Regions from separate parts of the Homo sapiens genome. Here region 1 is linked to region 2. Evidence: chromatin loops called from intact Hi-C (ENCODE). Cell type or tissue: thyroid gland. All regions are shown on one strand. Each heading gives the region's core, and the rest is flanking DNA. Links, peaks and the distances in the headings are about the cores only. Region 1 has its middle 46 kb from the start of SNORD140. Region 2 holds the start of SNORD140 (small nucleolar RNA, C/D box 140).

Evidence for each region. Hi-C counts contacts between places; a loop is a spot of excess contacts. Peaks named below come from ENCODE experiments on the same cell type or tissue, not always from the same donor. Only the 100,000 strongest peaks of a DNase experiment are listed, where the experiment ranks them.
Region 1: a loop joins it to region 2, with 7 times the contacts of the local background. A loop is called at or near these places in 10 of 110 quality-filtered maps.

The regions. Positions count from the first base shown.
Region 1 is chr22:41,025,157-41,029,549 of GRCh38, reverse strand. No RefSeq gene overlaps it. Among named protein-coding and RNA genes, the nearest start is that of SNORD140, 46 kb to the left of the region's middle. In thyroid gland, for the core only: no CTCF peak of the experiment used is centred there; DNase peaks (open chromatin) are centred at 1,629 and 2,559.
Region 2 is chr22:41,072,102-41,076,494 of GRCh38, reverse strand. It overlaps SNORD140 (small nucleolar RNA, C/D box 140), which reads left to right and starts at 2,774; the gene lies at 2,774-2,893. It also overlaps the pseudogene ACTBP15. RefSeq lists an enhancer at 1,523-2,024. In thyroid gland, for the core only: no CTCF peak of the experiment used is centred there; DNase peaks (open chromatin) are centred at 1,752 and 4,012; H3K27ac peaks cover 1,002 bases.

The sequences.
Region 1 (4,393 bases), core at 221-4,220, 47 kb after region 2:
TCTTGGCTCACTGCAACCTCTGCCTCCCAGGTTCAAGCAATTATCCTGCCTCAGCCTCCCAAGTAGCTGGAATTTTAGGTGCTGCCACCACGCCTGGCTAATTTTTGTATTTTTAGTAGAGACAGGGTTTTACCATGTTGGCCAGGCTTGTCTTGAACTCCTGATCTCAAGTGATCTGCCCACCTGGGCCTCCCAAAATCCTAGAATTACAGGCGCGAGCCACCACACCAGGCCCCTTTCATTTTTGTTCTGTGATTGCGCTGGACATCCAAACTTCATTTCAAAAGGGTCTGAATTCTCAGGGGTCCTGCTTTGTTAGGGTTGCTTTAATTTCCCATTAACTTTTTTATTCCCCATTAATTTTTACTAGCGGGCATGGAATTACTAAGAGGTGCCACACAGAATCTTCTGTGTTTCAGACATAGTTTTGCTGCCCGCATTGTAAAGCAACAACTCAATTTGGTAATCAGAATGAGTCATCCTGGCCAGTAGAGTAACCTCTTTCTTACCAGCTGAGAAGAGCAAAATGTCCAGATTCCAATTCAATGAAACCATACTTGTGTCCCCTCTTGTTAGCAAATACTCCTCTCTTGAGAACTAAGACCTTTCATCAGAGCTCAAAGCTATGGGAGCAGGAGTTAAAAATAGGTGTAATAGCGAGAGGAGCTACTCCTACTTCCAGACCTTCAAATAGCATTATATATTGACCACTGGTTCACAGCATATACTGCATTGTGTAAGACAGATCCCATTCTTTTCAGGCAGTTTTTCTCAACTGGGACCAGAACAGAATCTTCAATAGGCCATGCTAGCATTCCTTCAGGCCAGCTGCTTTTGGGCGATGGACTACATGGTAATATTAGTGAATTGCTGCTATGCTTTTGCTAGGAATTTTTGTTGTTGTTGTTGTTTGATTTTTTTTGTTTTGTTTTTTGTTTTTGAGACAGTTTCCCTCTTGTGGTCCAGGCTGTAGTGCAATTGCACAATCTCAGCTCACTGCAACCTCTGCCTCCCAGATTCAAGTGATTCTCCTGCCTCAGCCTCCCGAGTATCTGGAATAGCAAGTGCCTGCCGCCATACCCGGCTAATTTTTGTATTTTTAGTAGAGAAGGGGCTTTGCCATGTTGGCCAGGCTAGTCACAAAGTCCTGACCTCAGGGGATCTACCTGCCTCGGCCTCCCAAAGTGATGGGATTACAGGCGTGAGCCATCGTGCCCAACCTGTTGTTTTTGAGAGATGGGGTCGCACTCTGTCGCCCAGGCTAGAGTGCAGTCATGCTATCAGGGCTCACTGCAGCCTTGACCTCCTAGGCTCAAGTGATCCCCCTGCCTCAGCCTCCCTAGTAGCCAGGCCACCACGCCTAGCTAATTTTAATTTTTTTTTGTAGAGATGGCATCTCTCTATGTTGTTCAGGCTGTTCTTGAACGCCTGGGCTCAAGTGATCCTCCTGCCTTGGCCTCCCATATTGCCGGGATTACAGGAATAAGCTACCGTCCCCAATCTAGGAAATTTTTTGTTTTGTTTTTGAGATGGAGTCTTGCTCTGTCGCCCAGGCTGGAGTGCAGTGATGCGATCTTCACTCACTGTAACCGCCGCCTCCTGGATTCAAGTGATCCTCCTGCCTCAGCCTCTTGAGTAACTGGGATTACTGGCACGCCCGCCACCATGCCTGACTAATTTTGTATTTTTAGTAGAGACAAAGTTTCACCACGTTGGCCAGGCTGATCTCAAACTCCTGACCTCAAGTGATCCACCTGCCTCGGCCTCCCAAGATGCTGGGATTACAGGCGTAAACCACTGCGCCCGGCCAGAAATTATTTTTTTGATCAGAAGCACTGTTGTATGGATTACCTTGAAAGTGTGTAAGGCATTCTGAAAGTCTATGGACAGTGGCACTGGCAGAAGCAATAGACAGGGAAGGCCGATCCTATCCACAACACATTTATTCTAGTGAAAGCAAACTGCTGTCTCCTCCATGATGGAAGGTTTATGATTCCAGTGTAATCAATGTCCAGCAGGTGGCTGGCTGGTCCCTCTGGGGTATGGCGGCATGTTGAGGGGAGAGGAGGATTCAGTCTTGGTCTCTGCTGTTGGAGGGTTAAACACTCAGGAATAGTAGTAACCAGCCGGACGTGGTGGCTCACACCTGTAATCCCAGCACTTTGGGAGGGTGAGGAGAGCAGATCACCTGAGGTCAGGAGTTCGAGACCAGCCTGGCCAACATGGTGAAACCACATCTCTACTAAAAATACAAAAAATTAGCCAGGTGTGGTGGTGTATGCCTGTAACCCCAGCTACTCGGGAGGCTGAGGCAGAATTGCTTGAACCTGGGAGGCGAAGGTTATAGTGAGCCGAGATCGTGCCATTGCACTCCAGCTTGGGCAACAAGAGCGAATCTCTGTCTTAAAAAAAAAAAAATAGTAGTAACCAGGTCAGTCTTGATAAGGGGATGGTCTTGTTTGGTCCCTGTCTAGCCCACACCTCTGTCCCATAGATCCACCAAACAAGCACCAGGTTGGCTGGGGAAAGAGGTTGAGTGACATCCACGGAATACGTCGCTTTGTCCACTTGATTACTGAGAGCCTCTTCTGCAGTAAATGTCCCTTGGAGACTATTCACATGGAACACTGTTCACTGTGTCTGTTCTGAGAGGTCCATCCACATGTACCTTTTCCCCAGATTTCCTGTTGCCTATCTTCCAGTCCTGTTCTTTCAGGTGTGTTAGCCACTGACCATTAGTCCAATTTCAGGCCATCTCCAAGTCCTAACCATATGGACAATTAAATATTCTGCTCCAAGTTCTGCCCCTTGGGAGGATTTCTCTCCATCATTGTCTTTCCAGAGTACTTTGATTGGGGTCGTAATGCTGATGGGGTGACCGTGAAAGGCTGATGAGAGACTGACAATGGACGGATGAGGCAGACAACTCCTGAATCCGCTGGCCAGTCACAGAGACAACCAGACTTACTGCCAATGGCATCCTCATGACAGTGCAAACCCAGAATGTGAGAAATTCTCAAGGACAAATGATCTGTTTTCTGTTTTTCTATTTTTTGAGGCGGAGTCTCGCTCTGTCACCCAGGCTGGGGTGCAGTGGTGCGATCACTGCTCACTGCAATCTCCACCTCCCGGGTTCAAGCGATTCTTCTGCCTCAGCCTTTCAAGTAGCTGGGTTTTCAGGCGCCTGGCACCATGTCCAGTTAATTTTTGTATTTTTAGTAGAGACGGGGTTTCACCATGTTGGCCAGTCTGGTCTCGAACTCCTGACCTCAAGCGATCTGCCCGCCTTGGCCTCCCAAAGTATTGGGATTACAGGCGTGAGCCACTGCGTCTGGCCAGCCACCGTGCCCAGCCATGATCTGGTTTCTTTCTTTTTTTTTTTTTTTTTTTGAGACGGAGTCTCGCTCTGTTGCCTAGGCTGGAGTGCAGCGGCATGATCTCAGCTCACTGCAACCTCTGCCTCCTGGTTCAAGTGATTTTCCTGCCTCAGCCTCCCAAGCAGCTGGGACTGCAGGCACGTGCCACCATGCCCAGGTAATTTTTGTCTTTTTAGTAGAGACAGGGTTTCACCACATTGGCCAGGCTGGTCTTGATCCCCTGACATCATGATCCACCCGCCTTGGCCTCCCAAAGTGCTAGGACTACATTTTGTTTAAAGGAGGAAGAGGAAATGCTATGGGTTAAAAGGGGCTTAAGAGACATATCAGCCAAATACAATACATGGACCTATTTGGATGGTGATTATAACAACCCAATTATAAAAAAAAATCATTTATGAGACAATCAGGAAAATGTGAACACTGGTGACTGGATATTAGATGATATTAAGGAATTACTGTTAATTATTTTTAGGTGTGATAATTGTATTATAGATATGTTAAAGAAAAGTCCTTGACTATTATTAAAGATTGAATCCTAATCTCCTAGAGATACATTCTGAAGTCTAGTAATATTTTTGATAGAAATAGAATGAATTCTGAGTTTTGCTTTAAAATAGCAAGGCAGACAAAGACAAAACAAGATTGGCTATATGTTGATAATCACTGAAGCTGGATGATAGGTATGGGTACATAATATTATTTGCTCCTTTTTGTGTGAGTTTTAATTTTTCTGTACTGGCCGGGTGCAGTGGCTCACGCTTGTAATCCCAGCACTTTGGGAGGTCAAGGCGGGTGGATCACTTGAGGTCAGGAGTTCAAGACCAGCCTGGCCAACATGGTGAAATCCTGTCTTTACTAAAAAATACAAAAATTAGCCCAGCGTGATGGCAGGCACCTGTAGTCCCAGCTACTCGGGAGGCTGAGGCAGGAGAACTGCTTAAATCCGGGAGGTGAAGGTTGCAGTGAGCTGAGATCGTGCCACTGCATTCCAGCCAGGGCGACAGAGCAAGACT
Region 2 (4,393 bases), core at 142-4,141:
AAATTGATAAGAAAAAAAAAGGGAAAAAAATAGGCAACACCTTCCAAAACAATAAGCAGTTGTAGCTGATTAACCCTAAGGAGAATCCTAATAATTCCCACCTCCTAGTGTCCACATCCTTGTGTGATCCCCTCACTTTGCATGTGGGCAGAACCTATGACCCACTTCTAAGGAATATGGCAAAGGTGGTGGGCTGTCACTTCCAGATTATATCATGTTATATAAGACTCTATGTTAGCAGATTGAATCAGTAGATTCTCCTTGCTGGCTTGATGAAATAACCCACATGTTGAGGAAGCCTACATGGCAAGGAACTCTGGGTGGCCTCTAGAATCTGCCAGAGGCCTCCTGCCAACAATAAAAAGCCAGGGCCCTCAGCCACACAGCCACAGGGAAATGAATTCTGCCAACAATCTGCATGAGCTTGGAAGCAGATTCTTCCCCATTGGAGCCTCCAGATGACAATGTAGCCCAGGCCATACCTTGATTGCAGCCCTGGAAGACCCTGGGCAGAGGACCTGGCTAAGTTATGCCTGGACTCCTGATCCACAGAAATTGTGAGATAAGGCCCCAGCGCAGTGGCTTACACCTGTAATCCCAGCACTTTGGGATGCCTGAGCCTGGGAGTTTGAGACCAGCCTGGGCAACAAAGTTGAACTCCCCACCCACCCCACCTCTTTTTTTTTTTTTTTTTTTTTTGAGACAGGGTCTTACTCTGTCACCCAGGCTTGAGTGCAGTGGCATGATTATAGCTCACTGCAACCTCCGCCTCCCAGGTTCAAGCAATTCTTTAACCTCAGCCTCCCATGTAGCTGTGTCTACAGGCTCGAGCCACAAACACTTAGCTAATTTTTGTGTTTTCTGTAGAAACGAGGTTTTGCCATGTCGGCCAGGCTTGTCTTAACTCCTGAGCTCAAAGCAATCTGCCTGCCTCGGCCTCCCAAAGTGCTGGGTTTTGCCATGTTGGCCAGGCTTGTCTTGAACTCCTGAGCTGAAAGCGATCCACCTGCCTCAGCCTCCAAAAGTGCTGGGATTACAGGCGTGAACCACCATACCTGGCTGGGCATGGTGGCGTGTATATGTGGTCCCAGGGAGCTTGAGGATCGCTTGAACCCAGGAGGTTGAGCCCTGCACTCCAGTGTGGGCAACAGAGTAAACTCTGCCTCAAAAAAAAAAAGGAGACTGCGTCTGCTCCGCAGCACAGAGCCTCACCCTCGCCGCTTGGCTGCCTGTCCACACCCCCAGCCAGCTCACCATGGATGATGATATTGCTGCGCTCGTTGTTGACAACAGCTCTGGCATGTGCAAGGCCGGCTTCGCGGGTGACGATGTCCCCTGGGCCATCTTCCCTTCCATCGTGGGGTGCACCAGGCACCAGGTCATGATGGTGGGCATGGGTCAGAAGGACTCCTATGTGGGCAACGAGGCCCAGAGCAAGAGAGGCATCCTGACCCTGAAGTACCCCATCGAGCATGGCATCATCGCCAACGGGGACGACATGGAGAAGATACGGCACCACATCTTCTACACAAGCTGCATGTGGCTCCCGAGGAGCACCCTGTGCTGCTGACCGAGGCCCCCCTGAACCCCAAAGCCAACTGTGAGAAGATGACCCAGATCATGTTTGAGACCTTCAACACCCCAGCCATGTATGTGGCCATCCAGGCCATGCTGTCCCTGTACGCCTCCGTCCGTACCGCCCATGTACAAGGGGTATGCTCTCCCCCACGCCATCCTGCCTCTGGACCTGGCTGGCCGGGACCTGACTGACTACCTCATGGAGATCCTCACTGAGCACGGCTACAGCTTCACACCACGGCCGAGCGGGAAATCGTGCGTGACATCAAGAAGCTGTGCTACGTCGCCCTGGACTTCGAGCGGGAGATGGCCATGGTGGCCTCCAGCTCCTCCCTGGAGAAGAGCTACAAGCTGCTCGATGGCCAGGTCATCACCATCGGCAACGAGCGGTTCCACTGCCCCGAGGCGCTCTTCCAGCCTTCCTTCCTGGGCATGGAATCCTGTGGCATCCACAAAACTACCTTCAACTACATCATGAAGTGTGACGTGGACATCTGCAAAGACCTGTACACCAACACAGTGCTGTCTGGCGGCACCACCATGTACCCTGGCATCACCAACAGGATGCAGAAGAAGATCACCGCCCTAGCACCCAGCATGATGAAGATCAAGATCATTGCTCCTCCCGAGCGCAAGTACTCCGTGTGGATCAGCGGCTCCATCCTGGCCTCGCTGTCTACCTTCCAGCAGATGTGGATCAGCAAGCAGAAGTATGACCAGTCCGGCCCCTCCATCGTCCACGAATGCTTCTAGGTGGACTGTGACTTAGTTGCATTACACACTTTCTTGACAAAACCTAATGCATAGAAAACAAGATAAGATTGGCATGGCTTTATTTTTGTTGTTGTTTTGTTTTGTTTTGGGCTTTTTTTTGGCTTGACTCAGGATTTAAAAACTGGAACAGTGAAGGAGACAGCAGTTGGTTGCAGCGAGCATCCCCCAAAGTTCTACAATGTGGCCGAGGACTTTGACTGTACATTGCTCTTTTTTTAATAGTCATTCCAAATATCGTGAGATGCATTGTTACAGGAAGCCCCTTGCCCTCCTAAAAGCCACCCCACTTCTCTCTAAGGAGAATGGCCCGGTCCTTTCCCTAGTCCACACAGGGGAGATCATAGCATTGCTTTCATGTAAATTATGTAATGCAAAATTTTTTAAATCTTCGCCTTAATATTTTTTTATTTTGTTTTATTTTGAATGATCAGCCTTCACGCCCCGCCTTTTTTGTCCCCTAACTTGAGATGTATGAAGGCTTTTGGTCTCCCTGGGAGTGGGTGGAGGCAGCCAGGGCTTACCTGTACACTGACTTGAGACCAAGTTAAATAAAAGTGCACACCTTAAAAAAAAAAAAAAGGCAGAGGCTCTGCCCTCATGACCTAATCAACCTGACCACCTCCCAGAGCCCTACCTCCTAACATCATCACCTTGGTGACTAGATTTCAACATGATTTTTTGGAGGAACATATACATTCAAACCCTGGCAATCATACGCACAGGGCATATATGAAATATAATAAGTACAATTTAAAGATAAAGCCAACATTTGTGTAATCATTACCCAGGCCATGAAATAAAATATAGCCAGTCTTAGCAGATCAACTCCCGACTGTGTGGCCTTCCAATATACCCTTTGCTTCCCTGAAGATATAATCACTACACCGACTCCCGTCACCATTATTCCCTTTCCTTTTGGCAATCCAGCCACATTGATGTGTAAAGCTGTGATTTGTTCATTTCATTGCTGTGTGATTTCCACTGTATTAATGAAACACAATTTAGTTTGCCACTTTACTATGAACAAACATTTGAGGCTCCCCCCCGCTTTCTTATTTTTAGAGACAGGGTCTCACTGTGTTTGTTGCTCAGGCTGGAATGCAGTGGTGAGATCATAGCTCACTGCAGCCTCGAACTCCTGGGCTCAAGTGGTCCTCCCACCTCAGCTTCCTGAGTAGCTGGGACCACAGGTGCATGCCACCAAGCCTAGCTAGGTTTTCCATTTTTGTTCTATTAGAAACACTTCTGCTCTAAACGATAATTTATAAGACTCCTGGAACACATAGGGAAGGCTTCGTCAAGGAGTACGTATACTAGGGATGGAATTGCTGAGATAAAGGGTGTGTATATCTTCAGTTTTTCTAAATAATGCTAAACCACTTGTCTGTACAGTTCACCAATTTATACTCCTGCCCCAGTGTGTGAGAGTTCCCTCTACTCTCAGTGTGTGAGAGTTCCCACTGCTCCACTTCACTGGCAATATTTGGTTTTCACAGACTTCTTAATTTTAAACACTCAGATGAGCATGCAATGGTGCTTTATTGTGATTTTAGTTTAGTTTAGTTTAGTTTTGTTTTGGGGACAGTGTCTCACTCTGTTGCCAAGACTGGAGTGCAATGGCGCGATATCGGCTCACTGCAACATCTGCCTCCCGGGTTCAAGTGATTCTGGTGCCTCAGCCTCCCAAGTAGCTGGGATTACAGGCGTACGCCACAACACCGGCTAATTTTTGTATTTTTACTAGAGACAGGGTTTCACCATTTTGGCCAGGCTGGTCTTGAACTCCCAACCTCAGATGATCCGCCCACCTCAGCCTCCCAAAGTGCTGGGATTACAGGCGTGAGCCACCATGCCTGGCTGATTCTAATTTTCAGTTGGTAGTTCCTTTATTGCCCATTTGGATTTCTTCTTTTGTAACATTCCAGTTCAAGTTTTTTTTTCAATTTCTTGTTTGTCTTTGTCTCATTGATATGATTTGTAATTTCCACTTTATTATTTGCCCTTTAAGTTTGCAAATGGACCTTAAGTATATGATAAGATG